Regions from separate parts of the Homo sapiens genome. Here all the other regions are linked to region 2. A link is a contact called in ENCODE Hi-C data. All regions are on one chromosome and are shown on one strand. Each heading gives the region's core, a stretch centred on a gene start or an enhancer-like site at or near the end of the contact. The rest is flanking DNA. Distances are from core to core; before and after follow the strand shown. Region 1 has its middle 70 kb from the start of LINC02205. Region 2 overlaps PCAT29 (prostate cancer associated transcript 29). Region 3 has its middle 98 kb from the start of TLE3.

The links. A loop is a pair of places that touch in the nucleus more often than their neighbours do. Pooled maps may share reads with other maps.
Region 1: a loop to region 2 is called in a map with no recorded cell type, with 6 times the contacts of the local background. The contact joins two enhancer-like sites. A Hi-C loop is called at or near these places in 3 of 37 single-sample maps with no recorded cell type and 4 of 50 pooled maps.
Region 3: a loop to region 2 is called in a map with no recorded cell type, with 10 times the contacts of the local background. The contact joins two enhancer-like sites. A Hi-C loop is called at or near these places in 6 of 37 single-sample maps with no recorded cell type and 5 of 50 pooled maps.

Annotation. Positions count from the first base shown.
Region 1 is chr15:70,433,586-70,437,524 of GRCh38, forward strand. No RefSeq gene overlaps it. Among named protein-coding and RNA genes, the nearest start is that of LINC02205, 70 kb to the right of the region's middle. RefSeq lists a silencer at 1,874-2,077 and an enhancer at 2,888-2,937. Within about 2 kb of position 1,951, at least 4 of the 41 ENCODE cell types and tissues checked have a DNase peak (open chromatin) inside an H3K27ac peak, as active enhancers do.
Region 2 is chr15:69,666,495-69,670,481 of GRCh38, forward strand. All of the region lies in intron 1 of PCAT29 (prostate cancer associated transcript 29), which reads left to right. Among named protein-coding and RNA genes, the nearest start is that of PCAT29, 76 kb to the left of the region's middle. RefSeq lists enhancers at 1-412, 2,491-2,570. Within about 2 kb of position 1,822, at least 9 of the 41 ENCODE cell types and tissues checked have a DNase peak (open chromatin) inside an H3K27ac peak, as active enhancers do.
Region 3 is chr15:70,193,950-70,197,896 of GRCh38, forward strand. No RefSeq gene overlaps it. Among named protein-coding and RNA genes, the nearest start is that of TLE3, 98 kb to the left of the region's middle. RefSeq lists enhancers at 2,195-2,978, 2,775-3,054, 3,125-3,184. Within about 2 kb of position 1,947, at least 21 of the 41 ENCODE cell types and tissues checked have a DNase peak (open chromatin) inside an H3K27ac peak, as active enhancers do.

The DNA of each region.
Region 1 (3,939 bases), core at 701-3,200, 770 kb after region 2:
TTTTAGTTTTGTTTTTTCCCTCCCTCTGTCTGAAGTCATTACCTCGTCTCCTATCACCCCAAACTGGAGGTCAAAGGAGACTCCTGCTAATTGGCTCTTCCGGCTTCAAATCATAACCCATTGGGCTAATTAGAAAATTGCCAGGACTCAAGGTGACATGGGATGCAGCAGGGGACGCTGGTGGACTGGGACAGCGGTGCCAGCTGCTTATTGGGCTGCCGCCCTTCTCGCGTGCCAGGCCTGTTAATCAGCAGGGGAAATCAATACATTTTAAATTTAATTCAGTCCTGTAAGGCACACCCAAGCCCCAAGATGATTTCTCCTCATTCGTGATTCCATTTCAGTTTTACATGAAAGATTTTCAACCCACGCCTACCCAGGAATCAGAGGGCAAGCTCTGTTTTTAAGGCTTAGGGATTCTTTTTATTCTTTCTAGTTCTCTCTTATCGCCCACCCACCCCTGCCGACCAGCGTCCTCCCCACGGCATCCTCCTTCGCCTTTTTGATCATAAATCAATGTCCTTTTCCTCTGCTGCCCTGGAAGATGCAAGCTTAGATGACAACTCAGCTGTTCCCCTTCCGCCCCCAGGGCCAAGGCAAAGAGAAGCCAGGAAGATGAGCCAGTGAGGGAAGGTAGAGGGTTTCCAGAGCAAAGAGGCAGCTTTAGTCAACCCGTGGAAGGGACTTGCAGACCCGGACGATCCTTAGAAGGCTGATCAGGAAGCGACATTGACCAGGGGTGCCTGGCATTCTTCCCTGCCCTGGGATCAGCGTGGCCTCAGGAGTGCACCCAACAATGCCATCAGGCTGCCAGGACCCTCTACTGCCAGCTGGGTGACCTTAGGAAAGTCAGCTGGCCTCTCTGAGCCTGCTTCCCTGGGTGGACAATGGGGAAAACCCCTCCTTCTTGGGGTTGTTTGAAGATCAAATGGAATTCTTGAGCACAATCTCTTCCATTGTAATGGCTTCCTGGCTTGCTCCTACTTCCTCCCTGCTCCATTAAAGCTTAATCTGATAAATCAATTAAGGATAAAATACTATTGGCTGACCTCTGGTTAGTTGCCAGAGTTCAAGGACAACAATTTATTCCTCTGTGCATCTTCCTACCCCCAACCACCCCCCCGCTCCACCCGCGCGCGCGCGCGCGCACACACACACACACACACACACACACACACACACACACAGTGAATTGTCTAATGGCCTCTTCTTCCAGATAGGAGACACTCTTTGTGCCTCCATAAATGTAGCCTGGCACCAGTAAGTCCTGTATAAGTACTTAGTAGATAAAGGAATGAAAGCCTGGCCAGAGGGAAAATCCAAACCTCCTGCTAGGAGGAAAGCCAAAGGTCAAAGTTGGGTAAATAGGGGAAAGGAACCAGCCCCAGTAGCCAAGGTAGGTGAAACAGAAAGAAAAATCAGTAGAGAAGAGACAGGTTGGGAAGAGGAGTACAAGGTAGGTCAGGAGAGTTGTCCAGGTCATGCAATGAACAAGGTCTTCTGGGCTTTGAAAGACACATGACTGTAGCTCTGTGGCTTAAGGCTGGACTTCATGGTTTCTAGGACCAGACTGCTCTGGAGACCATGGAAATTGCACTGCCCAGCTGCGTGCTGGGGAGTCCTGGTGAAAAGACTGTTTCATTCCACTGAGAAGCCAAGGAAGCAAAGACGCGAAAGGGAGAAATAGGGAGGTTTCTGAGCAAGAGTGGCAAGAGGAAAGTGCTATTTCAGGGAACAAATGATTAGTGATGTTACACAGAACAGGTCAGAGGAGGAAAGAATGCAATTGGGGAAACTAGTGAGGATGCGGCCCAGGGAAGACTCAATGAAGACTGAGGCCAGGGTGACGAGGGTGGGAAAGGACACAAAAGAAGTAAACAAGAAAGGAAATCAAGACACAGACTCCCTCTCTGTGCTCCTCAGCCTGCTTCTCACCTTCCCTGCACCTGTCTCAGCCAAAGCCAGCCCTCAGGGCCCTCCCAGCCCCATGCCCCCGGGGCCAGGCCCAGTTACATCAGGTAAATAAAAAGGAAGTATGTGGTTTCTTCTTTCATTTCTCTCTCCTGACTTCCTCTGACTGCCAAAATTTGTCTGTCCCATCTGCAAAAATGTGACATTTTATATTCAAAGCAGTGCATGTCTAGTTATTTACTAGATGTGCAGCTAAGACATAATTACATTTAAAGTATTTTCCCCCAGGAATAGTCTTCCTTTAAGCAACAGTGCTCATTGTTTGAAGATCCTACATTTGGCGAAAAGAGTTCATAATTGCCTTGTAAACAGGTCTTGCAGACAGACACAGCAACAGCTACTTCTAAAACCTCCTGGAAGATTCTGGGGCTGAGAAAGTTGTGTATCTGTGTGTCTGCACATGTGTGGGTCCATGTGTCTGTGCATGTCCATTTGTGTGGGTGTGTTCTAGGTATGTGTGTGTGTGAGAGAGAGAGAGCACGTGTTTATGGAACACACGTCTGTGTCTTGTGTGTTGTGGAGGGGCAGAGCATGAAGAAGGAAACTAGTGTCTATTGAGAGCCTACCATGTTGCAAGTGCTTTGGGCATGGCCTTATTTAATCTTCAAATATTCTTGTCTCAGTTTAACAGCTGAAGAAACTGAAACTTAGAGAAGTAAAAGAACTTGCCCCAAATTAATCTGCCCATAAGTTTCAGAGATAGAACTCTGCTTCTCATAGTCTGTCTAGTTTGTGCTAAAAAGACTGAAGAAATAAAAGTACCATGTTGTGTTTTCACTCAGTGGCATACTTCATATTTTCTCAGATTCATTCATATATAATCATGTATATATCATTTTCTGAGTCCCTCCTGTCCTAGGCATTGTGGTAGAAACCTTACATATGCAATCTAATGCAATGCTTACCACCTCTCTGGAAGCGGGTTTATTATTGCCATTTCAGAGATTTAAAAAAATGAGGCATCAAGGGATTAGGTAACTCCCCCTCACAGAGCTGTAATGCAAAGGCAGCTTTGTTCAACTCCAAAGCCCACGCTCTTGCCCTTACATCCCACAGACTGGCTTCATTATTACTCAGTTTTGAGTCTTGAGAATTTAGAGTCTAGGTAGGCAGGAAAAGCATACATGTGACAACCAGAGTTATCACATGGTGGTCTGTATGTGAAGGCCAGCAGCTACCTTACATCACCAAAACTCAGATTATCTCCATCTTCCTGCTCTGCTACCCTCAGTCTGTCGGCTGCCTCAGACTAGTTTTCCTCATGGTTACAAGACAGTTGCCAGAGTTCCAAGCATTGCAAACAGCCTTGACTATACCCAGTGAAAGAAGGTAGACTAGTTAATTCTTATTTCTCTGTCTTTTTTCCTCTTTTTAAATCTTCATTTATTTTATTTTATTTCTACTATATCCTTCTAACTTTTTGTCTGTGTGTATACATAGAGGAAGTTTGGGAAGATGTTTACCTGTTGAAAAGGCATCTTTGTGTACTTTGATGCATGGTTTGATTTGTTTTTGTAATGAACATACAGAATTTTTTAGAAAAAATAGTATCTTTTAAAAAATGATGTCAGTATTCAAAAGAAATGAAACTAATCTCACAGTGTCATTCACCTGCTTAAGGTGCATCATTGGCTTCCCCACCACAGACCGGATGAAGGACAAACTCTATGGCAGTTTATAAGCCCTTCTGTCATGTGGCCTCTGTGTTCCTGCCGGAGGACTTTGGTCCTCAAACATGCAGATGTTTCTGTGCTTCCCGCCTTGGTTCCGGCGCTCTCTCCTGCTGGAGAACCTCCCTCCACTGCTCCGTCAGTGGAAACCCTGTGCCTTCCTCAAGGACCAAACCAAAAATACCTTGCTCCTTGCAGCTTCTCCAGGAAGCTCAGTCAGGAGATATTGCTCCCCTATCTAGAGGCCAGATTTTTGTGCATTTTGCATTGTGGTGAGTTTGGGTCAGTGGCATGCTGG
Region 2 (3,987 bases), core at 572-3,071:
AACGGAGGCCCAGGGAGGCTGGGGCTCTTCCCTAGGGTCACCCAACTTTGCACAGCAGAGTCCAGTTCCAAATGTGGGGCTAGCTGGCTCCAGTGCTGAGCAACTTCCTCTGTGCTGTGTGGGAGGTTCGTCTTGCTCATGTAGCTCACGTAGAACACACACACACACACACACACACACACGTGCACACACAGGCACAAATGACTAAATGCTTTTAAGGAGCTGTAGGAGAGTATGGGCAGGGATGCAAGGCCAGAAGTGAGGAGGGTTAGACGTGGCAGGGAGGGCTGGGTAAATCCAGGAGGGCATTTTGGAGGAGGTCAATAAGTCCTGGAGATGATTGGAAACCGCGTGGAAGCATATAGCCAGGAACTCTCTAACCGCGCCTCGGTAGACTGGTTGCACTGAATCACCAGGTTGGGTGGGGTTTAGGGGTATGCTTTAAAATTAGACTCCCAGGCCTCATCTCTAACATATAGAATCAGAATCTCTGGGGATGCAGTCCAAGAATCTGTTTTGTTTTGCTTTGATATGCAACTAGTCGTGGGAGCCACAAACTCTTCCCACTTCCCCATTTTACGTGCTGGGGAAGTATGTAAAGGAAGTAGAGAGAGGCCTAGGGACTTGCTCAGGGTCTCACAACAACCAATTCCAAAGCCAGGGCTGGCACCCAGGCCCCTTGGTTCCCAGCTCGGTGCTCATCCGACTGCTCATTCACCCTCGGGCTTCTCAGTGGGCAGGGTGGAAACACAGCTTCCTTAGATGATGGTCTCAGCCTCCTCCTCCCCCCGCCCCAGCCACCCTGCAGCCGGTTCTCAAGATGGCAAGTGGGGGGTGGATGAAGGTGGTGGCAAAGCGAGAAAGCGCCTGGAATAACACGACATTTTGAAATGTGAATCACTGGCACTTTCTGTTTTCTCCTGTTCCCCCTCTGCACCCTCCCATTCCCGCCCCCCCCCCCCCCCCGCCGACCAGGCACTCTCTGAGCTGTAGGAACGCTAGGCCTGGACATCCACCCAGCGTGTGGAACCAGCTGGGGAAGCCACCTGCGTGCAAGAGTGGGTGGAGTCTGAGATGAGAGCAGAGACTGGGGCTCTGGGCCTACTGCTGTCCCTTCTTGCTGTGTGACTTTGGGCAAGGCACTGTACCTCTCTGGACCTCAGCACTGGGATGCTCACCATAAGGCTTGTCAATACCCTTGGGCTGCCACATGGTGGGGGTGGGGGCCCTGCAGGACCTAGTCTATCCTGAATCCCTCTTCTGCCCTCCTGTCCTGACATTCCATCGCTCGTGTTCCGGTCTTTTGAACCCTGAGTAACAGGAGCCCAGGACGGTGCTGGTGGGAGGGTGCTGGGAAAGGGGGAAGCTGGGGAGGGGGCAGTTAGGGCTGCCAAGTGGAACAGGGGCCACTCAGCCGCTGAATGAGTGTCTGGACTCCCACCCCCAGACACTTCCTCCACATTCCCTCAACTCAGGAGCTAATGATTCAAAAACAGAGGTCAGCTCCTGGCTCCATGTTGACATGCAGGTACAGGGCAGAGCAAGCCAATGGTACCCTGGACCTCAGGGGGCTTGTGCCCTCTGTGGTGTGAAAGGTCACTGGGCATTTCTTAAGTGCCTCCAGCGCCAGGGCTTCTCCTCAGGCACCAAGGAGTGAGTTGGCTCTGTGTGTGTTTGTGTCCCCATCCCCAGATCAGGCCTGACTCACCCCGTGTCCCCACAGTCCAACACAGTGCTGGGTGCACAGCAGGGGCCCCAGGGACATCCCTGCATGGAATTTGTGCTGCCTGGCCAGGACCTCGTCAGCCTCAGCAGGCAGGAGCCTTGGTCCCAAGAGGATTGCCTTTGGGCAAGGCTTTTTTTCAGGCCCTCAGTGACCACATTTCTAAAATTGTGGTAGTGGCCAGTTTCATAGGCTGAGGAGCTCTTTCTGCTCTCCCTCGCCACAGGGTCCCTCTGCCTCAGCAGGAGAGCAGGCCAGAGTGCAGAGTCTGAGTGTGAGGCAGATGTGCATACGCAGGAACTCAGACAGGGCTGGCACATGGCAGCTGCTCAGTTATCGTCTATGAGGGGAAGAAAGGAGGAGGAGGGAAGAGGCAGAAAGAGGGTGAGGCTGGTGTGTGCAGCCCCATCAGCTGGCTCTGTGCTCATCTGATCCCTCTTGATCCCCCAGCTGGCTCCTGCCCACCCTCCTCTACTTCCTCCTGTGGCCTTTTCCCCTCCTCCTGAGAAGAAGGTGATATTGGAGGAAATGGTGGGGAGGGCACTGGAGAAAGCTCCCTAGGAAGTGGAGCTCTGTTCTAGAGACTAGGGAAATTAGGCCGTAAGTCTCCAGACCTCCCCTTCTGAGGAGCCCTCCATATAGCAGGAGGTGCTCAAAGCTGAGTGTCCCAATCCTGAACTTGGCAAACAACCTAACCCTAACACCCCACTGACGGTGTCCCAGGTGTAGACCCCTGTCTGGCTAGGAGGGACAGTGTTTAGTTTGCCACTGAGTGAGGGTGGTGGTGTGGGGTGGGGCTGTAAGAGAGAAATGCACCCCAGGAAGTGGGAAGCCAAGAGTGGGGAGAGTTCCATGCCCAGGAGCCCAGGGCCCACTTGTGGCTGCTCACGCTCACCATGTTTTGTCACCTGCCACTGGCTCCTAACCACTGATCAAAAATAGTCCTCTGCTTGCCCTTACATGTGACCGGCCTGTGGTCAGAGCACCCTACCCAGGCTGGGGTTGGGCTGCACGAGCATCCTGGCCAGCCCTGCCCCAAATGAGACAGGAAGTGCTCTGAAGTGCCTCTGTAGCTGATGGGGGCCGGGGTGGGGGGACCCTGCCAGCAGCTATCTGGGAGAGTTTGGCTTATGTTTCATAGTGTTTTCAAGGTCAGTTTCTTCCTCCTTGTTACCTGTGCCTCTTGTTTCTCTTAAAGGCCATCTGGAAAGAGGATATGGCCCAGAAGCATTTCTGTTCTCTCTCTGGACCTGAACATGGTTCCCCAAGGGTGTATTGTCTTGGCTGGCATGGTGGGTGGAGAGGGTATGGGGACAGGGTGGGCCCTAGCTTAGAATCCAAGCCACAGGGGCTTTAAACCCAAGAGAAAAAAACGTGGAGAGCTACAACCAGGCATTTTACCAATGAGGAAGCAACTTCTAGGGAGGTGAAGTGACTCACCTAGTGACTTCAAAATAAAAAATTCCCATTTCACAGATGAGGAGACAAAATCATAGAGACAAAACGTGACCTGCCTAGGGTAACACCATAGTGGCAGAACTCTGACTGGACCCAAATCTCTGGGTTCCTCGCTTCCTTCCATCCTGCTGGACAGCTCTGTGTGTGTGATCTGTTGGTAAATTAGTTATGCTTATCTCCATTTACAAATGAGGAAACTGAATCTCAGAACAATGGCGTACTTGGCAAATAATGACACCTTCAGCTCTGCTTGAGATCAGACGCAGCAAGTCCAGTGGAGGCCCAGGTCCCAGCTCCTCTAGGAAACCTGTCCTGACGATTCCAGGCCACATGGAGTCCTTCCTTCTCCAAAGTCTTACTATGCTTATTTTAAGGAATAGAAAAATAATGCTAAGAAAGAAGCAAGGAAACATTCGTACAATGCTCATGGCACGCTGAGTATTTGCCAGCACTCATGGGCGCCTAGGGACCACCTTGAGCAGGACTCAGGATGATGCTCATTTTACAGGTGAGGAAACTGAGGTTCAGAGGGCTCAGGTCCCAACCCATGTCTGTCTGACTCCCAAGTTCAATGCGCTTTTCTCCCTTATTCAGCCCCACATTCTCCTCCTCTAGAATCGTTTCCTGAGTGCTTTCTTGTGTCTGCAATTTGGCTGTAAGCTCATCAATCATAGAGATCATGTCCCTGCTTGCACCCCACGCAGCTGACCTGGGCTTGACCTCGGCAAAGGGTCAGCACAGACTCTAGGCCTTGAGGAGGCAGGGATGGGGCAGAGGCAGCAGGCCGGCTCCAACTCCCCTTAGCC
Region 3 (3,947 bases), core at 697-3,196, 530 kb after region 2:
GGAAGAAAGCGCAAAGGCAGTTTCACCAAGAGGGGAGCTACAGGTTGGGAAGAGGCTATGGCTGAGATGGATAGAAAGTGCATGCTGTCCCCTCTGTCATGAGGCAGGATGCCGAAAACTGCAGCTGGGCAGAGGCACAGATTGAGGAGGTGGCCGCAGCAGGCACCAATGGGAGAACTCTGGGTCAGAAGCCAAAAGTCTAGGCCTATTCCGTCCTGACTCACCACACACCTTCGGCAAGGCACATTCTTTCTCTGCCTCAGTTTCCTCATCTGCAAAACCCCGGAGTTGAATCACATTGAGGGTTCCTCAAAGGAGATGGGCTGGTGAGGGACATCCTTGAGCCCCTGGAAACGATGTGCAAAATTGTGTGCCTATGCCCCCTTTTGCAGAGGGGCTGGCAGGGCCACCTGAGGAGGGAAGTGACATCAGATGTCATAGGCCACACCTGCAGTTGGAGACATGCTGGTAAAAATTGCTCTCTACGTATGCCCAGGATGAGTCTCATCTCACCCAACCAGTTCCTGGAAGGCAGAGATCTAGGTCATAGGATGTGTCTCGACACCCCATGGGGGTCTTGCAATACCTGTGGAGCCAAATGTGCTGGCATGGAGGAGCCTCAGCACATCTGGGTCTTCTAGGAGAGACCCCGTCCCCTGGTCAGTCCAGGCACGTGCTCCCTACTGGAGCCCCTGGGGCCTGTCTCTCCCTTCTCCACCCTGCAAACTCCTGCTCCTTCTCCGTGCAGCCTTTTCTGTTCCCCTGGAGCAGCCCTGATTTCTCGCTGCATTGGGATTTCCCAGGCGAGGTGTCTATACCTCATGCGCAGCCTACTTTTCGCCTATCTGGGATGGAGGTTGTTTGCATGTTCCCTCCTCTTTCCTTCCTTCCTCTGCCACATAGGCCTGTTTTTGGCAGGGACCATGTCTTAGGCACCTCAGTGTCCCTAAGTGTCTCTCTCAGTGACTGACACATACTTGGTACTCCATAAAAGTTTCTGTAGTTGTCTTAACTTATGGAATGACTGCCAGCAAAGTATTTCTTGTTTCCAACCCAGGCTCCTCACTTGCCCTGCTTCCCTGAGAGCTGCTGGGAGGACCAGCAGCAGTGGCCAGCACTTGCAGTGCCTGGCAGCATTTGCAAGGTCCCTCATGGGTCCTTTCCCACAGGGTCCCAGGATGATGAGCGTGAAATGAGACCAATAAAAGATTGCACAAATCTTGTTGGACTCACACATAGGATGGAAAGCAATATCCATGTCTGAAACATGTTGGAGCAGGCCTTCCACCAAGCCCTTTAGAAAAAGGGTTGTATGTGTTGTGTAGAGCAAACCTGGCTGACAGGCATTAGCATGCCCATTTTACAGATGGTGAAACGGGATCTGAGAATTTACGAGCCTTGCTCAAGCTTCCACAGCTATGCCAATGCCGCCAGCCCGCCATCCCTGGGGTTGGAGCCAGGGCATGTGGGGTGATGTTTTTCTTGGTCGTGAGCAGATGGGCTAGTGCCCTACCTGCACAGTCTCACCGTAGCTCACCCTCCCATACATCCTGTTAAAGGTCCAGCCAAGATCCACTTCCCTCCCTCGTTTTCTTGCCTGGGTTTTGCCTAGTTCCTTCTCTTCATGCACCACAGGACGCACTCTGAGCAGGCGGGGAGGCCCGTGAGCCTGGCAAACAAGCTATTTGCTCTGGGAGGTGGGCTGCTTCTGAGGACAGCACAGGGTTTCTGGGACAGTGCTGAGGAAGTCACCCACAGCCTGGCTCCCTGGCTGAGTGGACGGTTGAGGTGGCCAGAGGAACTTAGAAGTGGCCCTCCAGTCTCAGGGGGAAAGGCTGGAGGGCTGGAAAGAAAGCAAACTCTGTGATTGAGCTGTGGGAAGCCTGGCCTGAGCCCCAGGGCCTTGCTGATGGCAGGCTGACTGCTGGGGCACCCCCAGACAGGCCAACGGAGCCAAGCCGACAGCCGGGAGAGAGGCCTGCTCTCCCACACACGTGGGAATGAGGGCTGCTGAGTCACTGCCCAGCTGGACGCAGCTCCCACTGAAGGCTGGAAGGAAGGCAGGAGAGTATTCCCAGCCAGGCTGGTGGCCTCAGGACACCCTGAAGTTAGCTGAGCCCTCTAAATGGGCCATGGTAGCCCGGGCTGCCCCTCGCCCTGCTGAACTGATGCATATTTGCCTCTTGCCGGCTTCTGGGGAGCTCCAACCAGGCAAACAGCCCTTCAGACAGGACATTGGATTAGAGGTCAGATCCCTGAACTTTGGAAAAAAACAATCCCAGGGCAAGTCACTTCATCTCCCATGTCCTCACCTTTCCTCTCAGTTACATGGTGAGGCCAACAGGGAATACGGGAAAGGTCTTCACAGGTTGCCCTGCATATAATAGGATTCAGGCAGGCTAATGGCTCTGCTCCAAGCCTTCCCCTGAGGAAGGGACAGCAGCCCGGCCCCCTCCTCCCCTGGCCTGCCACTGTTCCCCCCTTAGCCAGTGTCATCCCTGCCGTGTGCCCTTCAGAGCAACCAGGCCCCTCCCAGGGAGAGTTCCTGGGGAGGAGCTGGGGTCACCTCCCGACCCGGGCCTGGCCTGGAATCCACCTTTCACCTCGGGCAGTGGGCAGAGGAGGGCACTGGCCCTGCAGGCGGAGGCTTCTCTCCCCTCCAGCACCAGCAGCACCCGCTGGGAGGCCCAGGTGTTGTGCAACTTGAGAAGCAGCTAAGCCAGTGGACCACTCTGCCAGGACAAGAATCAACAGGAAACCTCCCCGCGCATCTCGTTCACATTCCAGGGGCACCGAGTCCAGCCCAGAGACACCGTAACAAGACACCACTCTGGCTGGCGTTGCCTGTGACACAAACCAATCTTTTATCTGCCATCTAAGCCTCCCAATTTGCATGCCAGTGACGTACCTTCCACCGCAGGGTGCTTTCCAAACCTTCTAGTGAGGCTGTGCCTCCTGAGCTCTGAGCAAACAGGGAGTAAGCGATCCTTTAGACACAGGAAGGCTTTGCTAATGATCGTCAGGCATGAGCCCTTCAAGGAAGGGACCCGTCTGTAGGCCCCAGCAGAGGACCTGACACCAGTGGGTGCCTAGGGAGCACTTAGTGGCAGTTCACTGAGCAAGCCACATCTCTGGGGATTAAAGAAAAGAAGGTGAAGCAGAATCTGGTTAAATGGGCCCATGTGTGCTTGGAGGAATCCCCCCCACCTCTCTCTCTCTATCACATATGCACGGGCCCTCCCCCTCCACACACGCATCACTGAGTTATTTCTCATGATTGGAGCATGATGCTGTGGCAATACGGAATTCAAGCCTTTTATCTCTCAGGCCCAGGATGGGAAAAGGACTCACTCAAAGTCACCCAGCAGATTAGTGACAGCACTTTTGATGTTTATTATTTTGTATTTTCCCATGTCCTGCCATTTCATCGCACAATTGTCCTCCTTCTCCATCCCACTCCCAGCCAAGTCCCTGCATCTGCTGCACTCGCCACTAGTTCCCAGTACTGTGTTTGAAATGCTTAGGGAAAGGGGATTGCTGGCAGAGGGAAGAGCACGTGCAAGCTCCCTGAGGCAGCAGGGAGCAAATGAGGTGAGCACCCCACTCCCGCCAGTGAGCAGGACTCAGAGAAGTGGGGGTCAGTGGGGGTAGGTGGGAGTCGGAATAAGATCCGACTTCATAAAGTTTGTTTCTGGATGTGGAGCTAGCAGCCCATGGGGCCAACTTGCTGCCTTCAGGCAGGTGAGTCTCCCTGCTTGTGACTAAGGAAGCTTCTGTAGTCCTGAGGCACGGAGGATCTGGGCATGAGCCTGCTGGGATGTGGGAAAGGGGCGTGTGAGAGAACCCACATCTCCTGCTTCCTAGGTCAGAGCACCAAGGAAGGCTTCCTGGAAGGGGCAGACTTTGTGTGGGGCCCAGAGGAGAGCTGTGTGAGCACCCTGGACAAG